2 separate regions of the Homo sapiens genome follow, and region 1 is linked to region 2. The links are chromatin loops, found by intact Hi-C in ENCODE. Cell type or tissue: IMR-90. All regions are shown on one strand. Links, peaks and the distances in the headings refer to the core of each region. The heading gives the core; the rest is flanking DNA.

What was found. Peaks named below come from ENCODE experiments on the same cell type or tissue, not always from the same donor. Only the 100,000 strongest peaks of a DNase experiment are listed, where the experiment ranks them.
Region 1: a loop joins it to region 2, with 5 times the contacts of the local background. A loop is called at or near these places in 3 of 110 quality-filtered maps.

Annotation. Positions count from the first base shown.
Region 1 is chr11:3,450,780-3,459,111 of GRCh38, reverse strand. It overlaps the pseudogene ENPP7P15. Among named protein-coding and RNA genes, the nearest start is that of ZNF195, 76 kb to the right of the region's middle. RefSeq lists an enhancer at 1-185. In IMR-90, for the core only: a CTCF peak has its summit at 4,085 (motif pointing left); a DNase peak (open chromatin) is centred at 4,041; H3K27me3 peaks cover 758 bases.
Region 2 is chr11:3,850,483-3,858,769 of GRCh38, reverse strand. STIM1 (stromal interaction molecule 1) reads right to left here and starts at 3,106. Exons shown (of 13, transcript NM_001382567.1): 1 at 2,361-3,106. The coding sequence starts at 2,499. STIM1-AS1 (STIM1 antisense RNA 1) reads left to right here and starts at 3,192. Exons shown (of 2, transcript NR_183662.1): 1 at 3,192-3,413; 2 at 4,112-4,447. It overlaps MIR4687 (microRNA 4687), which reads right to left and starts at 2,708; the gene lies at 2,629-2,708. RefSeq lists enhancers at 2,191-2,240, 2,251-2,330, 2,481-2,690, 2,906-3,851, 4,061-4,130 and silencers at 2,911-3,070, 3,131-3,190, 3,671-3,720. In IMR-90, for the core only: a CTCF peak has its summit at 3,715 (motif pointing left); a DNase peak (open chromatin) is centred at 3,669; H3K4me3 peaks cover 1,765 bases; H3K27ac peaks cover 1,663 bases.

The DNA of each region.
Region 1 (8,332 bases), core at 139-8,138, 400 kb after region 2:
TACCAAGGCAAGAACCCCAGGACAAAAAGAGCCCTCTGTCCTTGCAATAAGGCGGGGGTCTAATTGAGCCGACTAACACAAGCTACCTACAGACGGCTAAACTAAAAGAGCACCCTGTAACACACACCCACTGGGGCTTCAACTATAAACATTCACCCCTGGACACTGCCATGGGGCTCCCTGCCTGTCTGCATGCTCCCCTAGAGGTTTGAGCAGTGGGGCACTGAATAAATGAACCACACCCGCATCGCATGTCCTTCGAAGGGGACAACGGAACTTTTCCCATTTCATCTGAGAGGCCAAGGCAGGAGGATCACTTGAGCCCATGAGTTTGAGACCAGCCTACACAACCTAGCAAGACCCCATCTCTACAAAAAAAATAAGTAAACAAAAAAAAAAAGCATTAAAAATTAGCCAGCTGTGGTGGCACACACCTGTAGTCTCAGCTACTCAGGAGGCTGATGTGGAAGGATTGATTGAGCCCAGGAGATTGAGGCTGCAGTGAGCCAAGATTGAACCACTGCACTCCAGCCTGGGCGACAGAGTGACACCCTGTATCGACAACAACAAAAAGAATGGAAAAAAATAACTTCTCAAATAGCTAGCAGAGGCAGATCTGGTTCTCAAATGCAGGTTTTCAAGGTTTCAATTCTTGTTTCTAGCAGTAATATGGAGAAACATGATCACTAATACATGAAGGAGAGGAGGTTTCAAGTTCTGATGAAAAGATGGTAAAGAGAGGAGTTAGTTGACTAGGAGTGACTAGGAATAGGAAGAAAACGCATGACACTACTTAGAGGAAAGAAGAAAAATGAGCATAGAGGTGACTGAGCAGACAGAAAGGACTTGGAAGAAGCGTGTTTGGCCCTGTCTCTAAGTTTTTTCCCTTGCTTTAGTAACTTTCCTGATGACTTGGATGAATCTTCTCTTCCAGGGTACCTAGTGTTCCCTTTCTGTCCACTTCTCCTTTCCCAGGGCCCATACAGTCTGGGAAAGCATGCTCTGCAGGCTTCTCGTATCTTTCCTTCCTTAATCAGCCCCTAGCATCTCTACATAACCCATATACACCTGGAGTTCCACATGTCCCAGTCTTTGCACTGCAGTGAATTCAAAGAATGGTAGACTCTAGCTGGGCGCAGGGGCTCACACCTGTAATCCCAGCACTTTGGGAGGCTGAGGCAGGCGGATCACTTGAGCCTAGGGGTTCAAGACCAGGCCTGGCCAACATGGTGAAACCCCATCTCTACTAAAAATACAAAAATTAGCTGTGCTTGGTGGTACATGCCCTGTAGTCCCAGCTTCTGGGGAGGCTGAGGCAGAAGAATTGCTGGAACCCAGGAGGCAGAGGTTGCAGTGAGCTGAGATCGTGCCACTGCACTCCAGCGGCCTGGGCAACAGAGCAAGGCCCAGTCTGAAAAAAAACAAAGACAAAACTAAACCAAAAAAACACAAAAAACTAAAAACGCGCACACACACAAAAACAAAGGTAGACTCCAATAGGAAAAATTCACTCAAAAGCAATTCAAATAATTATTCAGTCAACCCAGTTCTATCTCAGTTCTTTATTATATACATAAGCTTATTCTGTCCAGATGCCCTAGTTTTCTTTTTCTTATCTTTTTTTGTTTTCTTTTGAGACAGGACCTCACTCTGTCACCCAGGCTGGAGTATAGTGGCACAATCATGGCTCACTGAAGCCTCAACCTCCTGGGCTGAAGTAGTTCTCCCACCTCAGCCTCCTAAGTAACTGGGACTACAGGTGCATGCCACCATGCTCAGCAACTTTTTGTATTTTTTGTAGAAACGGGGTCTCACTATGTGGGCCAGGCTGGTCTTGAACTCCTGGACTCAAGAAGTCCACCTGCCTCAACCTCCCAAAGTGCCAAGATTACAAGCATGAGCCACTGCATCTGGCTGATTCCATAGTTTTCTTTTTCTCTTTGCCCATTGCCTGGATTCCATAAACAGAAGGAAAACCCAGGGGCTGACTTTGTAGGCAAGACTCTTTCCTCTTCAAAACGTAAATTGGCTCAAGTGGTACCAAAACTGAAACATGTTTATAACTTAACATCTTTTCTTCCTACCCCTTCAATCTCTTGAGCAATGACAAAAGGCACTGGGCTCTTTATTTGTGTAGGGAAAAGAAAGAGAGATCAGACTGTCACTGTGTCTATGTAGAAAGGGAAGACATAAGAGACTCCATTTTGAAAAAGATCTGTACTTTAAACAATTGCGTTGCTGAGATGTTGTTCATTTGTAGCTTTGCCCCAGCCACTTTGCCCCAACCACTTTGACCCAACTTGGAGTTCACAAAAACATGTGTTGTATAAAATCAAGGTTTAAGGGATCTAGGGCCGTACAGGACGTGCCTTGTTAACCAAATGTTTACAAGCAGTATACTTGGTAAAAGTCATTGCCATTCTCTAGTCACAATAAACCAGAGGCACAATACACTGTGGAAAGCCTCAGGGACCTCTGCCCTTGAAAGCAGTGTATTGTCCAAGGTTTTTCCCCATGTGATAGTCTGAAATATGACCTCGTGGGATGAGAAAGACCTGACTGTCCCCCAGCCAGATACCCGTAAAGGGTCTGTGCTGAGGTGAATTAGTACAAGAGGAAAGTCTCTTGCAGTTGAGATGGAGGAAGGCCACTGTCTCCTGCCTGCCCCTGGGAACTCAAAGTCTCGGTATAAAACCCAATTGTACATTTGTTCAAGTCTGAGATAGGAGAAAAGCTGCCCTGTGACGGGAGGCGAGACATGTTTACAGCAATGCTGCCTTGTTATTCTTTACTCCGCTGAGATGTTTGGGAGGAGAGAAACATAAATCTGGCTTACGTACACTTCCAGGCATAGTACCTTCCCTTGAACTTAATTATGATATAGATTCTTTTGCTCACATGTTTTTTGTTGACCTCCTTAATATCACCCTGCTCTCCTACTACATTCCTTTTTGCTGAAATAATGAAAATCATAATCAATAAAAACTGAGGGAACTCAGGGGCCGGGGCCGGTGCATGTCCTTGGTGTGCTCAGTGCCGGTCCCCTGGACCCACTGTTGTTTCTCTATACTTTGTCTCTGTGTCTTATTTCTTTTCTCTGTCTCTCATCCCACCTGACTAGAAATACCGACAGGTGTGGAGGGGCAGGCCATCCCTTCATCTGGAGCCCAGAGTGGAGCCCTTCTCTAGGGTGAAGTTACGCTAAGAACGTGAGCATTGAGGACAGCCGACGAGAGATTCCCGAGTACGTCCACAGTCAGCCTTGTGGTTAGCTTGTGCGCTCGGAGGAATCCAGGGTAACAATGGGGCAAACTGAAAGTAAATATGCTTCTTATCTCAGCTTCATTAAAATTCTCTTAAGAGGAGGAGTTAAAGCTTCTACAGAAAATCTAGTTATGCTATTTCAAACAATAGAACAATTCCGCCCATGGTTTCCAGAACAGGGAACTTTAGATTTAGAAGATTGGGTAAAAATTGGCAAAGAACTAAAACAAGCAATTAGGAAGGTAAAATCATCCCACTTACAGTATGGAATGATTGGGCCATTATTAAAGCAACTTTAGAACCATTTCAAATAGAAGAAGATAGCGTTTCAGTCTTTGACGCCCCTGAAAGCTGTGTAATAGATTGTGAAGAAGAGGCAGGAACAGAGTGTAAGAAAGGAATGGAAAGTTCACATTGTAAAAATGCAGTAGAGCCTGTACTGGCTTGGTCAATGCAGAATGTTGACTATAATCAATTACAGGAGGTAATATATCCTGAATCATCAAAATTGGGGGAAGGAGGTCCAGAATTATTTGGGCCATCAGAGTTTAGACCACGATGGCCACCAACTCCTTCTCCCGCGGTTCAGATGCCTGTGATGTCACAATCTCAAATGCCAATCCAGGCACAGTATCCGCAATACCAGCCAGTAGAAAATAAAACTCAACCATCGGTAGTTTATCAACACCAGCCGCCAGCCGCATTTCAGTATCGGCCGTCTCCAGAGGTTCAGTATGGATCTCAGGCAGTGCGTCCTGTGCCAAATAGCAAGGCACTACATCAACAACCCACGGCGATGGCGTTTGATCTTACAGTACCACCTAGTGGACAAGATAGTGCACTGCATGAGACCATTGCTACAGCCAGAAAACAGGGAGATCTTGAGGCATGGCAATATCCGGTAATGTTACAACCGATGCCGGCCGGGAAAGCGAGTCAGGCAGGAGCGTCTGTCTGAACTGAGACTAGATATGAATCTTTCACCATAAAAATGTTAAAAGATATGAAGGAAGGAGTTAAACTATATGGACCTAACTCTCCTTATATGAGAACATTATTAGATTCCATTGTTCATGGAAATAGACTTATTCCTTATGATTGGGAAATTTTGGCTAAATCTTCCCTTTCACCCTCTCAGTATCTACAGTTTAAAACCTGGTGGACTGATGGGGTACAAGAACAGGTACGAAAAAATCAGGCTACTAATCCTGTTGCTTATATAGATGCAGACCAATTGCTAGGAACAGGTCCAAATTAGGGCACTATTAACCAACAATCAGTAATGAAAATGAGGCTATTGAACAACTAAGGGCTATTTGCCTCAGGGCCTGGGAAAAGATTCAGGACCCAGGAACCTCCTGCCGTTCTTTTAGTTCAATCAGACAAGGCTCTAAAGAGCCATATCCAGACTTTGTGGCAAGGTTGCAAGATGCGGCTCAAAAATCCATTGCGGATCATAATGCCCGAAAAGTTATTGTAGAAATAATGGCTTATCAAAACGCAAATCCGGAGTGTCAATCAGCCATAAAGCCATTAAGAGGAAAGGTTTCAGCAGGAGTTGATGTAATTACAGAATATGTGAGGGCTTGTGATGGGATTGGAGGAGCTATGCATAAGGCAATGCTATTGGCTCAAGCAATTACAGGGGTTGCTTTAGGAGGACAAGTTAAAACATTTGGGGGGAAATGTTATAATTGTGGTCAAATCGGTCATCTAAAAAAGAATTGCCCAGGCTTAAATAAACAGAGCAAACAAACAAAAAAGAGCCACCTGGCCTGAGCCCAAGATGTGGAAAAGGAAAACATTGAGCTAAGGAATGTCGTTCTAAATTTGATAAAAATGGACAACCATTGTCGGGAAACGGGAAGAGGGGCCAGCCCCAGGCCCCGCAACAAAGTGGGGCATTCCGGATTCAGCCATTTGTTCCTCAGGGTTTTCAGGGACAACAACCCCACAGTAAATACCACCATTTCAGGAAATCAGCCAATTACAATACGACAATTATCCCCTGCCACAGCAGGCAGTGCTGCAGTAGATTTATGTTCTACTCAAATGATTTCTTACTCCCTGGAGAGCCCCCGCAAAAGATTCCTACAGGGGTATATGGCCCGCTGCCAGAAGGGATGGTAGCCTTATTTTAGGAAGATCTAGTCTAAATTTGAAAGGAGTTCAAATTCATACTGGGGTAATTGACTCAGATTATAAAGGGGAAATTCAGTTAGTGATCAGCTCTACTGTTCCCTGGAGTGCCAATCCAGGTGATAGAGTTGCTCAATTACTGCTCTTGCCTTATATTAAAATTGGGGATAGCAAAACAGAAAGAACAGGAGGGTTTGGAAGTACCAACACTGCTGGAAAAGCTGTTTATTGGGCTAGTCAGCTCTCAGAGAATAGACCTGTGTGTACAGTTACTATTCAGGGAAAACAGTTTGAAGGATTAGTGGATACTGGGGCTGATGTTTCTATCATTGCCTTAAATCAACGGCCAAAAAATCGGCCTAAACAAAAGCCTGTCACAGGACTTGTTGGTGTGGGCACTGCCTCAGAAGTGTATCAAAGTTCCAGGATTTTACATTGTCTAGGACCTGATAATCAAGAGAGTACAGTTCAGCCTATGATTACTTCTATTCCAATTAATTTATGGGGCCGAGACTTATTAGAACAGTGGCATGCAGAGATTACTATTCCAGTCTCTCTATACAGCCCCACGAGTCAAAAAATCATGACTAAAATGGGATATCTCCCTGGCAAAGGACTAGGGAAAAATGGAGAAGGCATTAAAGGTCCAATTGAGGCTAAGGGAAATCCAGAAAGAAAAGGACTAGGGTATCCTTTTTAGGGGTGACCACTGTAGAGCCTCCAAAACCCATTCCATTAACTTGGAAAACAGAAAAGCCTGTATGGGTAAATCAGTGGCCACTACCAAAACAAAAGCTGGAGGCCTTACACTTATTGGCAAAAGAACAATTAGAAAAGCATTCATTTTCGCCTTGGAATTCTGTGTTTGTAATTCAGAAAAAATCATGCAGATGGCACATGCTAACTGATTTAAGAGCTGTTAATGCAATAATTCAACCCATGGGGCCTCTCCAACCTGGGCTGCCCTCTCCAGCCATGATCCCCAAAGATTGGCCTTTGATTATAATTGATCTGAAGTATTGCTTTTTTACCATTCTTCTGGCAAAACAGGATTTTGAAAAATTTGCTTTTACTATACCAGCCATAAATAATAAAGAACGAGCCACTAGATTTCAGTGGAAACTGTTGCCTCAGGGAATGCTTAATAGTCCAACTATTTGTCAGACTTTTGTAGCTCAAGTTCTTCAACCAGTTAGAGACAAGTTTTCAGACTGTTATATCATTCATTATGTTGATGATATTTTGTGTGCTGCAGAAACAAGAGACAAATTAATTGACTGTTACACATTTCTGCAGACAGAGGTTGCAAACGCAGGCCTGACAATAGCATCTGATAAGATCCAGACCTCCACTCCTTTTCATTATTTGGGAATGCAGGTAGAGGAGAGAAAAATTAAACCACAAAAAGTAGAAATAAGAAAAGACACATTAAGAACATTAAATGACTTCAAAAATTACTAGGAGATATTAATTGGATTTAGCCAACTCTAGGCATCCCTACTTATGCCATGTCAAATTTGTTCTCTATCTTGAGAGGGGATCCAGACTTAAATAGTAAAATAATATTAACTCCAGAGGCTACTAAAGAAATAGAATTAGTTGAAGAAAAAATTCAGTCAGCAAAATTAAATAGAATAGATCACTTAGCCCCATTCCAACTTTTAATTTTTGCTACTGCACATTCTCCAACAGGCATTACTGTTCAAAATACAGATCTTGTGGAGTGGTCATTCCTTCCTCACAGTACAGTTAAGATTTTACATTGTACTTAGATCAAATGGCTACATTAATTGGTCAGGCAAGACTATGAATAGTAAAATTGTGTGGAAATGACCCAGATAAAATCATTGTTTCTTTAAACAAGGAACAGGTTAGACAAGCCTTTATCAATTCTGGTGCAGGGCAGATTGGTCTTGCTGATTTTGTGGGAATTATTGATAATCATTACCCAAAAGCAAAAATCTTCCAGTTTTTGAAATTGGCTACTTAGATTTTACCTAAAATTACCAGACAAAAACCTCTAGAAAATGCTCTGACGGTGTTTACTGATGGTTCCAGCAATGGAAAAGTGGCTTACACTGGGCCAAAAGAACAAGTCATTGAAACTCAATATCACTCAGCTCAAAGAGCAGAATTGGTTGATGTCATTTCAGTGTTACAAGATTTTAATCAGCCTATTAACATTGTTTCAGATTCTGCATATGTAGTACAGGTTACAAAGGATGTTGAGACAGCCCTAATCAAATATAGTATGGATGATCAGTTAAATCAGCTGTTTAAATTGTTACAACAAACTATAAGAAAAAGAAATTTCCCATTTTATATGGCTCATATCCGAGCACATACTAATTTACCAGGGCCTTTAACTAAGGCAAATGGACAAGCTGACTTGCTAGTATCATCTGCCTTCATGGAAGTACAAGAACTTCAGGCCCTGACTCGTAAATGTAACAGGATTAAAAAACAAATTTGATATCACATGGAAACAAGCAAAAAATGTTGTACAACATTGTGCTCAGTGTCAAGTCTTACACCTGCCCGCTCAAGAGGCAGGAGTTAATCCTAGAGGTTTATGTCCTGATGCATTATGGCAATGGAAGTCACACATGTACCTTCATTTGGAAAATTGTCATTTGTCCATGTGACAGTTGATACTTACTCACATTTCATATGGGCAACCTGCCAGACAGGAGAAACTACTTCCCATGTTAAAAGACATTTATTATCTTGTTTTGCAGTCATGGGATTTCCAGAAAAAATTAAAACAGATAATGGGCCAGGATACTGTAGTAAAGCATTTCAAAAATTCTTAAATCAGTGGAAAATTACATATACAACAGGAATCCCTAATTTCCAAGGACAGGCCATAATTGAAAGAACTAATAGAACACTCAAAGCTCAATTGGTTAAACAAAAAAAAGGAAAAAGT
Region 2 (8,287 bases), core at 1-8,000:
GAACACACAAATTGACTGGGTATGTTGAATCTGATTTTTAAAAGTAGTAGTTTTAAGAGCAAGTAAAGCTCCTCCTGTGTTCTGGGGATACAGAGAGGCTGGAAAGGATGCAAGAGTTCCTAGTTGCATAGAAAGTTTCTCTCCAAACTCTTTTGCAGATCCCAGTCTATATGAACCACCTCTTTGCAAAAACAAGTCCCTGACTGAGTCAAAGACAAAACCCCAGGTAGACCCAAGGGGAAAACCTACCACAACAATAGTGCTAGAACCTCCAGGTTTCCACAAACCTTAGGCATTCACAGCACCTAGGGTCTCTCTGAGACTTTCCTCCCTGGAATTCACTATTATTGTGACAACAGAAACCAGTTTCTAAACTGAGCATGAGTAGGCCTAAGTGGTATAATCAGCATAGCCAGGCCTCTGAAATATATGTTGTGTGAAGAATTGTCTCCAAAAGCTCAAGTCATGGGGTGGTCCTGAGGAAGGCTAGAATGCCTTTTACTTCAGGCGAAAAACAAAAAACAAAAAAAAAAAAACCTTCCTAATAGCCAGCCAATGTCTACATTCAAAATTTCATCCCTTTAGCTTATGTCTAAAATATAGAACACCCACTCTCCAAAAAATATTCATCTTATGTCAGGCACTCATATTTTGGAGTGAAAAAAGACATATTATCAGTTATAAATAGGAATGTCACAGGGACAGGAAGAGATGATAATTAGGTCTACTTCACAGTTCAATCTACATTTGCCCACTAGTCTTTCCCTTCATAGCCCAATAAGAACCAAGCTTTCAGCCAGGTCTCAAAGGTCAAGGAGACTCTCTATGGAGAGACAGGATTAATAGGCAAAAAGGATCTATCTAGAAAGCAACAGCCAGGTATCCTACTTACACATGGGCAACCCTGGCCTCATTTGGAAACCAGACCTCTTGGAACATCTGGAACTTAAAAGGGTATTGCCCAATAAAGGGTCTACCACCAAAGCCAGCTTCTGGATCCATCCATGAAACTCCCCAGCCACCATGACCTATATTTCCTTTTCTGACTTGTATCAGCAGGTGCCCACTGAGCCATTCCCTCATTTGAACTTGCTTATGCTCAGAAACAACTCATCTATAAACTCTCCCCACACTGCAGGTCACAGCTTTGGGCAGATCACAGCCAAAGGGTGAGAGAAATGGGAAAAGAGAACTGATCTCGTAAGCCTTATGTAAAATGACTGGATTTTAATAGAGTTCCTTGATGGGTACAGTGGCTCACACCTGTAATCCCAGCACTTTGGGAGGGATCCCTGCACAACACAGAGAGACAGTGTCTGTTCAAAAAATTAAAAATAGAAAGAAAAAAAAAGTTAGCCAGGCCCAGTGGCTCTTGTGTTTAGTCCCAGCTACCGGGAGGCTGAGGCAGGAGGATCACTTGAACCCAGGAGTTTGAGGCTGTAGTGAGCTGTGATCACACTACTGCATTCCAGCTTGGACGACAGATCAAGACCCTGTCTCAAAAAAACAAAACAAAACATAAAAGTGTTCCTTTCTACTGCAAAAGTATACCAGGGCTCCTGCTGCCTGATAAGCCTTCACAACTGCATAGGAAAAACCATGACAGATCAAAAGTAGCATGGTTTCCCTAGCAAGCAGACTCAGGGAAAAAAAAAAAAAAACAAAAAAAAAAACCTGTAGCATGGAATTCCCACCCTCATCAGTCAGAAGAAACAGAATAAGTCAACAAGTGGTCCCAGGAATTATATCATGTCTATGTCAAGAAAAGGCCATTTAACACCCTAGTTGTAAATAGGATTCCATCTAAGAAACCGCCTGGATATTTCAAATGCGCACAGCAAAGAGACAAGACTACCTAAGGGAAGGGTGGGACTAGGGTTCCCACGGTTGTTGGAATAGGCACACCTGAACACCAGGCTTTCAGGCAACAGAGGTGGCCCAGCCTTAACTTTCCCTTTCCAACATAAGTGGCCCCAACCTCCCCCATGCTGCTCAGTACTAAAACCGAATAGGAGCAATGAACTTATCATCTCACCAGGCCATTCTTCCAGACAAGTAGGCCTAAGATGGGGTCTTTCCTTGCTGATCTAAAAGGTCAAGTTGCCCCAAAGGCTTCTTCTTACTGCCAACAAAAAAAATCCTGAGTGCGGGGGATGAGGAAAGTTGTTCAGGAAAGATACAGGCATTTGCCATGACTACTGACCAGAAAGAACTTCTTGAACTACTTGGAACAGGCAGTGCCATGTGTGAATCCTCCATGAACCTCACATGTACAAACCTAGATTTCAACTTGCCCACTTCGGGCCACTCAGTCCTGAGCCAAAGCCTCCAGCCCAGTCCAGCCCGCAGCAAGGCCTTACCTGCTGCAGTGGACTCCTCAGAGTTGGCCCCCGAGCTGGTTCCTGTCGCCTTCTCACTGTGACTATGGCTGAGGCTCTGGCCCTGGTGCAGGAGGAGTCCCCAGAGGAGCCACAGGGCAAGACGGACGCATACATCCATGACTCTAGGTCTCAGTCAACATGCGTCTGATGTGGACACCTCGGGATCCCAGAGGCAAAGCCAGGAGCCCGGGAGTGCAGCCGACGGTCTCCAGGCAAGATGCCCTCGCGGCTCCGCAGCTGTCCAGCCACCCGCGAGCCTGCCCCCTCCAACAGCCAAAGGTCAAGTGCTCCAAGTTTGGGTGCGGGAGGAGGGCTGGCTCCTCAGGTCCAACAGTGGGTCCGCCGGGGCTGCGGCGGCCTGAGCTCGTGCCGCTTCCGGAGACTTCGGGCAGGGTGGCTGCGGGGCTGCTGTCAGCTCCGCAGATTACTACACCCCTGCGGAAGGGGGCGGCCGGAGTCTCCGCGGGCACAGAAGTGGAGGAGGAAGAGAAGAGAAGAGAAGAGAGGCGAGAAGGGGGCACCTGACCTCGCCCTGCCGAAGAGCGGCGAGCAGCAGAAGCTGGGGAGGGCGTGCGACCCGCAGGGTCCTGAGGGCGCGGGCGTCTCCGGGATCCTGGGCCTCCTAGGCCGAGGTCAGCGCCCCCGCCCAGTCCCGTGCCCAGGCGGCTGGCGGTGCCCAGGTCCAGCAGGCGGACGCACACCGGCCAGGCCCAGGACAGCGGCTTCCAGGCGGGCGGGCGGCGCGGGGCGGGCCCGGGGCGGGCGGGGGCGTGCGTCTCCGCGCCCGCCCCGCGCCGCCCGGTCCCCAGCGAAGCCCGGGCCAGCCCCAGCGCCCAGCTGGATCCCGGAATAACCGGTGAAGACGGCTCCCCGGAATCCCCGCCCCTAGCGGGCTCTCCCGGACCCCCGGCCCGCGCTAGTCTTTGCCAGGATCCCGCGCAAAGGATCAAGTCCCAGCTTCCCTTTCCCCACCGAGAGTCTCCAGCGCCAACCGCGGGCCGTCGGGCGGGTCCCTGACCCGCAGTTACTCAGGTAACTCAGGCCTGCGGCGGCGGCGACAGCAGCTGCCCTGCCCCGATCTCCGGGCCTTGGTGCTGCTCCACTCGCCTCAGTTCTAGAGCTGTCTAAACAGAGGCCCAGGACACGACGTTAGCCTCCCAGGAGCTGCCTGAGGCGACAACAGCCTGACCCGGCTCGGCCCGGGGGCGAGCTCCCAGCCCCCAACTCCCGGCCAGTTCCCAGGCTCCGCCCTCGCGCCTCGCCTGACAACCAATCGGCTTCCGCCTCTCTGCGGCTTGGGAACCCGCGCGCTTCGTCGCCCATGCGCAGCGGCCCCTGGTGGGAAAATCAGCAAACTGCAGACAGGACTCGGCGCTCCTGGGAGGGCCTGCTCTTTTGCAGAGGGTTGCCGAGTGAAGCTAAGACCCGCCCCGGGGGAGGCCCACGAGGGCCACTGGGGCCTGCGAGTGTTTTCTGAGGAAATGATGATGCCAGAAAGCAAAATGAAATGTCCAAACCACTCTAGCTAAAATTCCCCTACACATTCCTTGAGTCTGGGCTAAAGGGTGCCATCTGCTTTCCCGACCCCGCCTCCCTTCCCCTCCAAGCTAAGTGGGATGCCCTCCCTTAGCTCTCACAGCCCTTTTTCCTACCTGCCCTCAAGCTCTCAGCCCTTTAAGGTTTTTCGGTGGGGCCTGTAAATGCTTCCTCCCTGCATCTCATTCTCCCAGCTACCTCTCTGGTGGAGGAGGTGTCAGCGACTTGAGAATGAGTGCGCCAAAGAAGACAGAGCCACGCCTGAGCCTCCTTCAACAAAGCCTGCACTTCCTGTTCTCTTCTCAAGCGTGCTGTCAGCAGATCTTGACTGAAACCTCTGTGCCCTACCCTGTCCTTGGCACCAGACGCAGGGGAAAGGATCAGGCCCAGTCCCTCCTCTGACTGACAGTGCTAAACCAGCTACCTGTTCTGAGCAAGGCCCCTGAAGACTGGGAACACGAATTTGCCCAACAGCTGCCTGGCTTAAGGGTTAGGCCGTTGATATAAAAATACATGGCTAATGTAACCTACTACCACTCTCCCGGCTCTGTTAAGCTCCTGTCACACTAGCCTTCGTTAAGTTCCTAACCACGTCAAACTCAGCCACCTCACAGCCTTTGTATCTGCTGTTGCTTCTGCATGAAACACTCTCGCCTGCTCCCAGTTCCTCATGTAGCTGGTCTCTTACTCTTCCAGATACAGCTCAATGTGTCTCCTTAGAAACTTTTACTCTGCCCACCCCTTCAAAATCAGTCTGTGGCCAAAATTGGACCATTACATCTGTCTGCCCCTCCCCCAACAGATAGTGATTGCCACTTTTCAGGTCAGAGACTGTGCCTTATTCATCTCTGTGACACTAGGACCCAGCCATAGACCCTGCACATAGTAAGTTCTCTGTAAAAGCTGGATTACATGAGTTAATTCACTTGAACACTCAGATACTAAAAACTAATACCGGAATATTGGAAAATTGACCAGAACAGTTGAAACCCTACCTAGGTTCTCCTAGACCTATTCTCTGAGCCAGGGGTCTTAAATTCAAATGGCAAAATGGGCAGGTAGGTAATTCAATTAAGAAAAGTAGGTAGGAGTAATACGGAGTGGTGGGGACTGTGGAGAGCAGGCAGAAAGATGGGCCTAGTATTGCTGGAGTGTCATTAAGAGAAGATGGGGCTGGGTGCAGTGACTCATATCTCTAATCCCAGCACTCTGGGAGGCCAAAGTGGGAGGATTACTTGAGCCCATGAGTTCAAGACCAGCCTGGGAAACACAGTGGGACCCCCATCTCTACAAAAAAAATTTTTTTAATTAGCCATGAGTGGTATCTGGCTTCTGTGGTCCCAGCTACTCAGCAGGCTGAGGGGGGATGATCGCTTAAATCCAGGAGCTCAAGGCTGCAGTGAGCCATGATCACACCATTGCACTCCAGCCTGGGCAACAGAGCAAGACCCTGTCTCAATTAAAAAAAAAAAAAAAGAGAGAGAGAGAAGATGGAAATCTGGACTTTCATATGACATATCCTTTTTAAAAAAATATTAGCAATTCGTTTAAAAGGATAAAACCTTATATAGGCCACAGAAAACATGTCTGCAGCCCAGATTAATCACTCAGACTGACAGTTGATCATTTCTACCTAAGCCAGCTCTCCTGCCTGTGCACTCATTTGCCTAAGAGAACATGAAAGAAATGAGCAAAGTAAAGCATGTTTAACACAATTTCCTTCAAACTCGACTACAGCATTTCTTTTCACCACCATATGATTTCTTCGGGGTTATGGGTGCTTATCTATTTGGTACAACAAACAGATCTTGGAGGCAGGAAGCCAGGGTCTGTTACCAATTTACACCAAGACCTTAAACCTCTTGGAAGCTGTCGAATTTCCTGTGACGCTAAAATGGTGTCTAAGAACTAACAATAGTTACTATGATGCACCAATTTCAATGGTGGGTGTACACCCAGAAAATGTAAGCAGGGTCTTGAAAATTGTACACCCATGTTCATAACAGCATTATTCACAACAGCCACAAGGTGAAAGCAACCGAAGTTGTTCATGGATAGATGAATGGATAAACAAAATATGGTACATACGTACAATTAAATAGTACACAGCCTTAAGCAAGAAGGAAATCCTGACCATGCTACAACATGGATGAACCTTGAAGACAGCCAGCTAAGTGAAATAAGCCAGTCACAAAAGGATAAACACTGTGATTTCATTTATATGAATGTACCTAAAACAGTCAAATTCATAGAGACAGAAAGTAGAGTAGTGGTTGCCAGAGACTGGGGAGAGGGGAAAGCTGGGAATAGTTTCAATTTTACAAGATGAAAAAAGTTTTGGAGATTGGCTGCACAACAATGCGAATGTACCTAACATGACTAAACTGTACACTTAAAAATGATTAACATGAGGCCGGGCGCGGTGGCTCACGCCTGTAATCCCAGCACTTTAAGAGGCCAAGGCAGGCAGATCACGAGGTCAGGAGATCGAGACCATCCTGGCTAACACGGTGAAATCCTGTCTCTACTAAAAATACAAAAAATTAGCCGGGCATGGTGGCGGGCACCTGTAGTCCCAGCTAATCAGGAGGCTGAGGCAGGAGAATGGCATGAACTTGGAAGGTGGAGCTTGCAGTGAGCCGAGATCGCGCCACTGCACTCCAGCCTGGGCAACAGAGCAAGACTCTGTCTCAAAAAAAAAAAAAAAAAAATTAAGCTGGCAAAATGTATGTTATGTATTTTTTAACCACAATTAAAAATACAAATAAATGACCAGGCGCCGTGGCTCACACCTGTAATCCCAACACTTTGGGAGGCCAAGGCCGGCAGATCACTTGAGGTCAGTGATTTGAAAACAGCCTGGCCAACATGATGAAACCCCGTATCTACTAAGAATACAAAAATTAGCTGGGCGTGGTGGCGTGTGCCTGTAACCCCAGTTACTCAGGAGGCTGAGGCAGGAGAATCACTTGAATCTGGGAGGCAGAGGTTGCAGTGAGCCAAGATCACGCCACCGGACTCCAGCGTGGGTGACAAAGTGAGACTCCATCTCAAAAATAAAATAAAATAACAAATAAATGGTACCTGGGAGCCAAAGCCACAGCCTGGGCAACAGGAAGAAACTTCTGGTGTCTTCTCTGCCTCCAAGATCACGATGTGACACTAGAAAAGTCAGTTCCCCTCTGAATTTCAGTCTCCCCAACTATAAACTGGTCAGCTACCAGATTATTGACCCAGTGCAGCTTTAATATTCTACAAAATAAAAAAATTCTGAAACCTGATCAGAATCTGTGACCCTCATCTCTATAAGCCCCTATGCTTCGTCCTTCTAAAAGTGTGACCCTTGCAAGAACCCAGGTATGTACTAGGGCTCACACCTAAAATCCTAGCACTTTGGGAGGCTGAGATGGGAGGATCACTAGAGCCCAGGAGTTTGAGACCAGCCTAGGCAACATAGTGAGACTCTGTCTCTACAAAAAAATACAAACATTAACTTGGCATGGTGGTGTGTCCCCGTAGTCCCAGCTACTCAGGGGGCTGAGCCAGGAGGATGGCTTGAGCCCAGGAGGTCGAGGCTGCAGTGAGCTGTGATTGCCACTGCACTCCAGCCCAGGTGATAGAGCAAAAATCTGTTTAAAAAAAAAAAAAAAGAAAGGACCCCCTCAACATATTGTAAGCTTCAGGAGGAAACAGAGAGCTTTCTCCCCATCTCTCTTTTTATACCTATGCAGTATATCTCCCTTGCATTAATCTTAGGGCCTTGCTTAGATGTTCTGAAGATGTTGGCTAAATCAAATTGGATTAACTAATTCTTATGCCTCTATTCCACTGTTTGCAAGAGTTTTCACATGTATTATCTCATCTCTTCCTCACAGAAGCTCTGCTAGATAAAACAGGGGCTACACGGTGGTCCCCATGTTGACCTGAGGTCAACTTCTGTCCAAAAATAGGTGACTATGGGGTTCGGGTGCAGTGGCTCACACCTGTAATCCCAGCACTTTGGGATGCCGAGGAGGGCAGATCACCTGAGGTCAGGTGTTCAAGACCAGCCTGGCCAACATGGTGAAACCTGGTCTCTACTAAAAATATAAAAATCAGCAGGGTGTGGTGGCACGTGCCTGTAATCCCAGCTACTCGGGAGGCTGAGGCAGGAGAATCGCTTGAACCCAGAAGGCAGAGGTTGCAGAGAGCCAAGATTGCACCACTGCATTCCAGCCTTGGTGACAGAGCGAGCCATCTCAAAAAAAAAAAAAAAAAAAACCTGGGGGGTGAGTATGGTACAATAAGATATTTTGACAGAGAGAGGAGAGAGAGAGACCACAATTGATCTATTTTATTATTAGTTATTTTTGTTCATCTCTTACTGTGTA